Linked DNA regions of Homo sapiens: region 2 is linked to region 1. The links are chromatin contacts, found by Hi-C in ENCODE. All regions are on one chromosome and are shown on one strand. Each heading gives the region's core, a stretch centred on a gene start or an enhancer-like site at or near the end of the contact. The rest is flanking DNA. Distances are from core to core; before and after follow the strand shown. Region 1 holds the start of ACADL (acyl-CoA dehydrogenase long chain). Region 2 holds the start of LANCL1-AS1 (LANCL1 antisense RNA 1).

Region 1 (5,155 bases), core at 930-3,429:
AATTACTATGGCAAAGGGCATGTATTGCCAGCAAAATCTTCCCATGAAGGCTTATCTTACCCTAAATACAAATCAGCTATGAAGAGGAATAATTCTGTATTATGCAAGCAAAATGGTTTAGCAATCATCCTTGTGACATTGTCCAAGATCTATATTACAGAATTACAGATGCTTAGATTTCTTTAGTCTAAGACTGTAATGCACTAAAACTTATGCAACACTTCTATATTTGATTAGATAAGTTTTGCTTTGCACCAGGGGAAATAAATAAATACTTTTTCTAATGAGCTCTGTATACAATGACTATAAAAAAAAAAAAAAGGAGAGCCCTAGAAGATAAATTTTATAACTTTTCTTTTACTTTGAGCAGTTTTTCCTTATAAATGTGTATGATTAATATTTTGGTCATATTATATTATAGGTATGGCTCATAGAGAAGCAATTTAGAAGCAGATTAGGGTTTGAAGTTGGAAGCTTAAACAAATCCATTCTTAATCCTGACAATAAAGTTTACTGTCAAAATTGTTGGTTACAGATACTTAAATTGCTATTTATTTTTTTAAAGAAAATGTTCCAAAACATAAAACAGTAACTAGTTTTGAGACCATTGTCCTCTATAAGGGAAAAGAAAATATTTCAGACACATTTAACAGATGCCAATTTCAGTTTCTCAATTATGTCATCAAGGTATTCTTCAAACCAAATATAAAAATATATATATAATTTCTAATCACTCACTTTTTATACATTTATAAACAGGCAGATACAGATACAGATACAGACACAGGCAGTTATTTGGGTTAAAGAAGCTGGCATTTTCATGGGGTTTAGAAAGGACCGTGTAGTCCATGACATTTACTACCAGGTATCAGAGGAAAAGCATAAGCAGTTCCTTTTCTTGAACATTTGCCTTCTAATTGAATAGGCATTGGAATACACAAAGTAGAGGGTTTTTTTAAAGGATTTGTTCTTTCTTTTATCTACTACAAAATATGAGTATTTCTCAATGATGACAATAATAATTACCATTTATCGAATGTTTATTGTATTCCTGTCTTTGTGCCAACCACCTGACCTCCGTTATCTGAAAAATCTTTCCAACAACCCTATGACATAGATATTGTTATTCTTCATTTACAGGTGAGTAAATGGAGGTTTACATTTGTATGGAACATGTTCTGCTACTTGAGATAATGGGAATAGGAGCCTAGGAGGGCTAAAAGCAAGGAGCCAGCAAGTCTAGACACATTCCAGAGGACATTATGTCAGTCATGCAAGCCCTGCCTCAGCTTTCTTCCCAACCCTCAGCCTTTTTTCCCAACAGTATATAAATAATGTGGTGTTCCTTTCAATACAGGTGTCTCTAATGCTAGTTTGTTCCATTCTTGGTGAAGTTAATTTGAATCACATTTGGTTAGCATGTTTATCAGTTTTTTTCTACTGAGTTTCCTTTTGTGAAGTAAGAACAAATATGTTTATGAATGTAGAGTTAGCTGTGCTAAAATTAAATGAAAAGTCAAGCAAACTACCCAGATAGTTTAAGCCAATCACCCAGGATTTCATGAACCCTTTGAGCCATTTATGTTTCCCTTGAGGGATATTTCACATCTTTTACCTGAGAGTTCTACAGGGCATGCTTTTATTAGTTGAAATGTCACTGAGGGCGAGAGTAATTGTTCAACGGATGTACTTGAACTTGGACATTTAAGAATTAACAGAACGGGCTGGGCGCAGTGGCTCACGCCTGTAATCCCAGCACTTTGGGAGGCCGAGGCGGGAGGATCACGAGGTCAGGAGACCGAGACCTTTCTGGCTAACACGGTGAAATCCTGTCTCTACTAAATCCTGTGTCGGATTAATTCGTTCTACTTGCTATTACCAATAAATAGCATGGGCTCCCAGAGCTATGCCTGGCTAACTCTATCACCTTCAAGGGTTTGCTCAAACTATTCAGCCTACTTTAAGTAAATCAATTTCCAAGGTTACAAAATAAACTTCACGTACATTTTTATGGTTAGGTATTTGCGCGTATTTGGGGGCTCCATAGCTTTCATCCGTTACTCAAAGCGCTTCAGGACGCTAAAAAGGCTCAGAGCTGCTTCGATAAACAAGAAAGAATGCTGCAAGCAAAGGCAGCAGTTTCGCTGTAAAATCCTATTGCTGACAGCCAAGACGGGCGTATTCCCTCGCGACCAGCCTGTGGCGTGGTTGGGGCTCCGGAAGGGCGCGCGCGAGCGCTTTTTTGGGAGGACACCACAGGTGGACGCCTCAGCTGATCGTCCTCCCTCCCGGGGACCCTGCCCCGAGTCGCCGAGTAGCCGCAGAGTCGCCTCCGTCGCCCCGCCGCCCCTGTGTTTCGGACATGGCCGCACGCCTTCTCCGAGGGTCCCTACGCGTCCTGGGCGGCCACCGTGCGCCGCGCCAGCTGCCCGCCGCGCGGTGAGTGCCAGCCGGGACTTCCGCGGCTGCAGGCCGGGAGGCTGTGGGGTGGGGCAGCGAGTCACTCCTGTCGCTGGCTTGAAGCAGGGCGGTGCGCGCGCGGCTGGGAGTGCTCCCCAACTCCGGCGCCGGGCTAGAGCTGGCCTCCTTTCCTGGATCCCGCGGACTGGGTGCAACCAGCATCTGGGCGGAGGAAAAAGGGGTGTCAGCCGTGCCGCCCCGAGAACAGACCGCCGAGCCCACGTCGGGGAAAGCCGAAAGATTTCTCCAGAAGTTCATTCCGGAGCCCCAATCCAACCCGTCTAGTTCAGCGGCCTGCAGTGGGACCCGGGAGCCTGCGTTTTGGGAGGAGGTGGTCACCCCCTGGGCCCGGCTGCAGGAGCGCGGGCTGCGATCTGTGTCCCAGTTCGAGCTGTGAACCCGGCGTTCCCCACGGCTTAGACTCGCCGCGCGGTAGTGAACTTGGGACCCGGACTCAGTGCCCGGGCTGCGGCGCGGACCAGAATTGTCCAGGACAAACTGGGCTAGAAATGACCTGGCGAGGGTTCCATCAAACAAGGAAATTAGCTTTAGATATATCAACAAATCTAACTAAATACAGAGGATTAATGAAGACAGAGTCTAAGTAGTTCAGTGACTACTAAGGTGGTGTTTATAATATGATCAAAAGTTTCAGATACTGTCTGATGCATAAAATCTATTCACTGGGTAAACAAATTGGAAGCATGGAGAATTCATTATTTAATAAGGGTGAAGGAACTGGCAAATTTGCGAATGACAGCATTGGTGTAAGCTACTCTAATTTTATTTGAGAGCTATGAAACAAAATGCCTACTTTTCCTGGGGAGATTTGGGAAGACGTCACTGAGAAGGTGACTTTTCTTTAGGATACATACTTAACTCTTCCTTGGAACATTATAAGACAGTGATCCTCAAACTTTTTTTTTTTTTTTTTTTTTTTTGAGACAGAGTCTCACTCTGTCGCCCAGGCTGGAGTGCAGTGGCGCGATCTTGGCTCACTGCTGCAACCTCCGCCTCCCGTGTTCAAGCAATTCTCCTGCCTCAGCTTTCCTGAGTAGCTGGGACTACAGGCACGCACCACCACACCCGGCTGATCTTTTTAGTAGAGACGGGGGTTTCACCATATTGACCAGGCTGGGCTCAAACTCCTGACCTCGTGATCTGCCCGCCTCGGTCTCCCAAAGTGCTGCCTCAAAACTTTTTGATAACAGGGCTCCCTTATGCTCTTAAACAGGACCTCAAAGGACTTTTGTTTATGTAGGTTATATCTATCCGTCTGTCGTTATCGAAAGGTATCTACATAACTGAGAAACTTTACAGATATTTAGTTTATTTAAAAGTTACAATAAGAAGCTCATTACATGTTAACATAAATAACAGTTTTTATGAAAAATAACTTTTCCTAAACAGAAAAAAAGTGAAAAGAGTGACATTGTTTTACATTTTTACAACTCCCTTAATGTCTGGCATAATAGAAGATAACCAGATAACTATATCTGCTTCTGTTTTATCCATTGGCGTAAGTTAGTTTGATTGAAGCATGGCAAGAAAATCTACCCTCAAATAGAGAACACTGGAAAAAGGGAGACCTGAGAGACCCTCTGAATGGGCTGGGGGGCTACAGTTTTGTTGTAACAGCTTTTTTACCTTTAATGTGCAAAGGAATCACCTGGGAATCTTGTTAAAATACAGCTTCTGATTCAGTGGGTCTGGGATGGGGCCTGAGATTGTGTATTTATAACCAGCTTCTAGGTGTGTGGAAGGTGCTGGTGGAGATTGTCTCCCTTTTAAAATGTAGGAGACTTTAAAAAAACAATAATAGCCTAGCCAATAAGATTAGTTGCAGTTTATTGCCTTAGAGAAAAAAATGCCAATTTTTCCATTACAGATTTCTTCATCTTTAGACTGAGAAATACATGTTGCAATAAACTTGCTGCCAAGTGTTTTGATTTTCTTCCCTCTGCATATTCTCTCTTGACCACCTTTGACTGACCTGAAAGTCTTTATTCGTTTGGCATTTCTTTTGCTTTCCTATGTCTTTATATATTTTACTTAAAAATATTGCAGAGATTTCCTTAACACAGTACAGGCTATTCAATTTTAAGATCCAGTAAGACTCGATTTTAAATTCTGGCTCTATTGTTTACTCATTATGTTGACAAATGATTCGGTGTCTTACAGCCCCAGTTTCCTAATCTCAGCATATTTTTTTCCTGAGGGAAACTCTCAAGTATGGAAAATCTATATGGACAAATACGTGCTTTATAATTTTATCTCTACTAGCAAGAAAAAGGAGCCGATCATTTCCATTATAGGGATAAAGTAGATGTTAGTTTATTTGATGCAACAGGACAATGGTCAAGGTCCCCTGCATGTCCTGGTCCCCTGTTATCTCTTCTTCCTAGAATCTCTGGCCTCATCTACTCTTCTCAGCCCACTCTGGCTACAATTGCCTCCTTGCTCTTTCTAGAACACATCAGACACCATTCAGACATACAGCCTTTGCTCTAGTTGTTCTTTTGTCCTAAAATTCTTTTATTCTAGAGGTATGCCTGGCTAACTCTATCACCTTCAAGGGTTTGCTCAAATCTCACCTTTCTGGTTTAACCTACCCTGACTGCAGCACTTTTTTTTCTTTTCCTTTTTTTTTTTTTTTTGTTTGTTTGTTTGTTTTTAGTGACAAGGCTCACTATGT
Region 2 (4,598 bases), core at 1,650-4,149, 99 kb before region 1:
TGGCCAACGTGGCAAAAACCCGTCTCTACTAAAAATACAAAAAATTAGCCAGGCATGGTGGTATGCACCTGTAATCCCAGCTACTCAGGAGGGAGAGGCAGGAGAATCGCTTAAACCTATGAGACGAAGGTTGCAGTGAGCTGAGATTTGCCTCTGTACTCCAGCCTGGGCAACAGAGCAAGACTCTCTCTCAGGAAAGAAAAAAAAAAATAGAGAATCCAGAAATAAATCCATGTATTTACAGCCTACTGATTTTTGACAAATGTGCCAAGAACATCCATTGGGGAAATGACAGTATCTTCAATTAATGGTGATGGGAAATTTGGATATCTACATGCAGAAGAATATAGGTATCTTCTATCTAAGCCCCTATCTTCACTACATCACATATTAATTCAAGGTACATTATAGACTTAAACACTTAAAACTATAAAACTACTAGAAGAAAACAGAGGGAAAACTCTTCAGTACATTGGTCCGGGCAAAGATCTTACACCTAAGACCTCAAAATCACAGGCAACAAAAACTAAAATAGACAAATGGTAGCATATTAAACCAAAAAGCTTCTGCATATCAAAAGAAACAACCAAGAGAGTGAAAAGACAACCTGTAAAATGGGAGAAAATATTTGTAAGCTATTCATCCAACAAGGCATTAATATCCAGAATATCAAGGAACTCAAACAATTCAACAACCAAAAAAAACCCCACAAATAATCATATTAAAAAGTGGGCAAAGGATATGAACAGATATTTCTGAAAGTAAGGCACACAAATGGCCATATACAAATGGTATATGAAAAAATACCCAACATCACTATGCATCAGAGAAATGCAAATGGAAACCACAATGAGATATCATCTTACTCCAGTTAGAATGGCTGTCATTAAAAAGATGAAAAATATCAGATTCTGGTGAGAATGCAGAGAAAAGGAAACTCTTAAACACTGTTGATGGGAAGGTAAATTAGTACAACCACTATGAAAAATAGTATGACGATTTCTTTAAAAACCAAAAAATAGAACTACCATACAATCCAGCAATCCTACTTCTGAGTATTTATCCAAAGGAAAAAGAAATCAGTACATGAATATGTGCACTTGCATGTTTATCTGAGCCCTTGTCACAATGGCAATAGGACAATAGCACTATCCAAACATCCATTTCTCTGTTGATAGACACTTAGGTAGAATCAATTCAGTAAACAATATAACCATGAGCACTGTCTCATGGAATTTATAGTCTAAGTGAGGACAATAATCAATAAATGATTCAATTATTATAAGCTATGAGTCCACCAAATGAAGTATTGCAATATGGGATGAGAGGAGTGGAACCTACTTTAGATAGGGTGATAAGTAAGACCCTTCTGAAGAGAGGACTTACTTCTAAGGTAAGACTTGAAAGGGAATAAAAACATTCATTCAAAGAAAGATTAGAAGAACAATTCAGGAAGAAAGAACAGCATATCATACTAAAGAATGAACTGAAGAAGGCCAGAATGTCTGTAGTCCAATATGTGAGGGGGAGAGTGGCAGGAGATGTTGCGGGAGCTCATCCATTTTTCATCAATATTCTAGGAAACATAAATCACTGGGAGAGGACACACTATGAAAATAACTCTACTCACACACCAGTCTGCTTTAGATAGGCCCTCTCCTTTACACCTAAATAAATATTTACAATTTGAGGGAAGAAATGGAATCAGCCTAAGCATAAGACATGAGGACTCAGAACTTGTTGGTTCCTCATCCTCCAAGCTCCAACCACAAGTTGTTTCTCCCTTTGCCAAGATATCTGGAATTTCCAGACTTGCAATATTAATGCACAGCCCTGTACATGGTCTTATATACCTATGATGACAGCCCAGTCATGAAGCTAGAGAAATGCAAAATAAGAAATTTTGCTAAAATTCTTTAGCAAAAGCTAAAGAATATGAAGACTAAATCTGAGGGAAACCCTAAGGTATATTGGATTTAACCATTATTGAAGACATAAAAAGGTTTAGTCAGAAAGTTTCTGGTGCTTCTCAAGGAATTAGTGACAGCTTTAGAGTGTGAAGACCACATTTCTTGAGTGTTCAGACTTAAAATTCTGTCTTTGTGTAAGACCTTTCAGACTCTGTTTGCTGAAGAAAGAGACTGAAATGTAAGACCTAGAAGTCATATTGTAACATTGCAGGCTAACCAGGTGTTGAGAGACCCCTTGCTATTTATTTAGCCATGTTGTAATGCCCTTTCCAATCCCAAATTCATTCTTGCTTCTAGAAGATTATTGAAGTGGGACTTGCGAGACATATAGTCTCTTTCAACAAACAGCAATATAATTCTTCCTTTACACATTCCAGGGAAGAAAAAAAAAATATCCTTTCCAGCTGGTACACAGGCTGTGATGCACTGGAACTACCTGAATCCTAACCGCCAAAAGGGCACCAGGGAGGATTTTAATATATGCAGTACGAGTGTGTCAAAAACAGCATCTTACGAGAGATTTAATCTGTTCATTTGAAAGAGTGCGGTACAAATGGTCCCGTGGGGCTCACCTCCAGGGCCGCCAACGATTTCACACTTGATGAGAATCAATATGTGTGCTTGGTCTTGACTACAAATATTTCATTAGAAGCTGAGAAAAGGGCCCCTGCTACCCCATTTTGCTTTCTTCCCGGCTTTACTGGTCCCAATTTCTTCCACGTCAGAAATGCCCATCACATTTCATATAAAAGAATGTATCCAGCAAATTAAAAAGCTAGAGACCTCAAGTTGAAATTAATACTTACAGGGTAACAGGTGTCTCACATTTTAAAAATCCTGGCACTGGTTTACAGCAGCATAAGAGTGCCCTTTGTGCTGTTTCCTCCTCTAGCAGAACTGCTCCAAACACAAGGACTGAGGCCGCCAGTCTCTCAAGAATGCCTAACGTGCCATAGGGTGGCCTCCTGGAGACATGAATACTCTCTTGGGCCCGAATTAGAAAACCTTGACCAGGACAAGTAGAAGCAAATGCACTGTCAGCCATGGGCTATTCTTATCCCTGCAGTTGTTGCCCATCTTCAAAATGGAGACAGCGAGACTCATGCTGTCTGAAGACCCTAAGACAGGCTTGACACAGGGTCCCTCTGTTTTTTTTATCCCACCCAATGTCATTCATTTTACTTTGGAAGGCAGTATTATTTCTTCTCCCTATCAAACTTTGTATTAAAGCATAACATACATTTGGAAAAATGCAGAAATCTTAAGTGTACAACTTGATGAATTATCACAAAGTGAACAAATTCATGTAACCACCAGCTCCTTCAACAAATTCATGTAAACACCAGCTCCTTCACTACCTGACCTTCCTCTCCACTACCCAACACTCCTCTCTACTACTATCCTGTCTTCGAATACCATCAGGTAGTTTCTCTTGGTCTTGAACTTTATATAAATGGAACCATAACACTGTGTGACACTGATCTATCTTATTACATGTACCTGTAGTTTGTTCATTCTTATTGCTGTGTAGTGTTCCATCACAAGGATATATGATATTCTATCCATTTTATTGCTAATGGGCATTTGGGTTGTTTCCAGTTTTGTGCAATTATGAATATCATTGCTAAAAATGTTTATGTACATTTTTTTTGAGACAGAGTCTTGCTCTTGTTGCCCAGGCTGGAGTGCAATGGTGTGATCTCAGCTCACTGTGACTTCTGCCTCCCGGGTTCAAGCAATTCTCCTGCCTCAGCCTCCCAAGTAGCTGGGATTATAGGTGCCCACCACCACACCTCGCTAAATTTTTGTATTTTTAATAGAGACAGGGTTTTGCCATGTTGGTCAGGCTGACCTCGAACTCCTGACCTCAGGTGATCCACCCACCTCAGCCTCCCAAAGTGCTGGGATTACAGGCGTGAGCCACCGTGCCCAACCTATGTACATCTTTATGCATATACATACACATTTGTGGGGGACACATGACTATGAGTGAAATTGTTGGCTTTTAAGATATGCACATGTTTAGTATTTATTCTTGGCCTTTTTGTCCTGGAGGGTGCTTTCCACTTAATTTCCCAGAAAAATATCAGCTGCCAAAATCTCTTTTGCCAGTTTGTTCTTGGAACTATGCTAAATATTGTAGGATGATGGTGAGTTAATGGGCAGTCATTGCCCTTGGACATTTATGCTCTCAATTCCTTCTCAGGAGGCAACCAAGAAGGATTTCTGATCAATAGTCTGACCATTCGGTTACTGTTTTCTTACTGCCACAGCCCCTTTTCTTGAGGTAGTCTCTGCATCGTGTGCCCTTTCTTGCCATGGTCTGGGATTTTCTGTCCCTTTCATACTCCCTCTCTCTTGCCAGAATCACATACTACAGCATCAGAATTACCCAGTGAAGCAATCTCTGAGCAATTTTAATCACTATAAATGTCCTTCCTTGAGAAATCCTACACCCCCACCTCCAGGGGAAGCAGCATGTTAACCATGTAAAGAATCACGCTGACTCAATTTCTACATGACTTACTATCTGCTTCATAAAACAAGATTCCGGAGCACTGGTTCCAGCTTGGCCCTGGATATATCATGACCTCTAACAAGGTAACTCTGAGAGCAAAAGAAGAAAAA

Evidence for each region. Hi-C counts contacts between places; a loop is a spot of excess contacts on that map.
Region 2: a loop to region 1 is called in a map of gastrocnemius medialis, with 2.7 times the contacts of the local background. The contact joins the promoter of LANCL1-AS1 here to the promoter of ACADL in region 1. A Hi-C loop is called at or near these places in 1 of 168 maps with a recorded cell type or tissue (gastrocnemius medialis).

What each region holds. Positions count from the first base shown.
Region 1 is chr2:210,222,471-210,227,625 of GRCh38, reverse strand. ACADL (acyl-CoA dehydrogenase long chain) reads left to right here and starts at 2,179. Exons shown (of 11, transcript NM_001608.4): 1 at 2,179-2,439. The coding sequence starts at 2,363.
Region 2 is chr2:210,323,013-210,327,610 of GRCh38, reverse strand. It overlaps LANCL1-AS1 (LANCL1 antisense RNA 1), which reads right to left and starts at 2,899. Exons shown (of 5, transcript NR_110606.1): 1 at 2,777-2,899.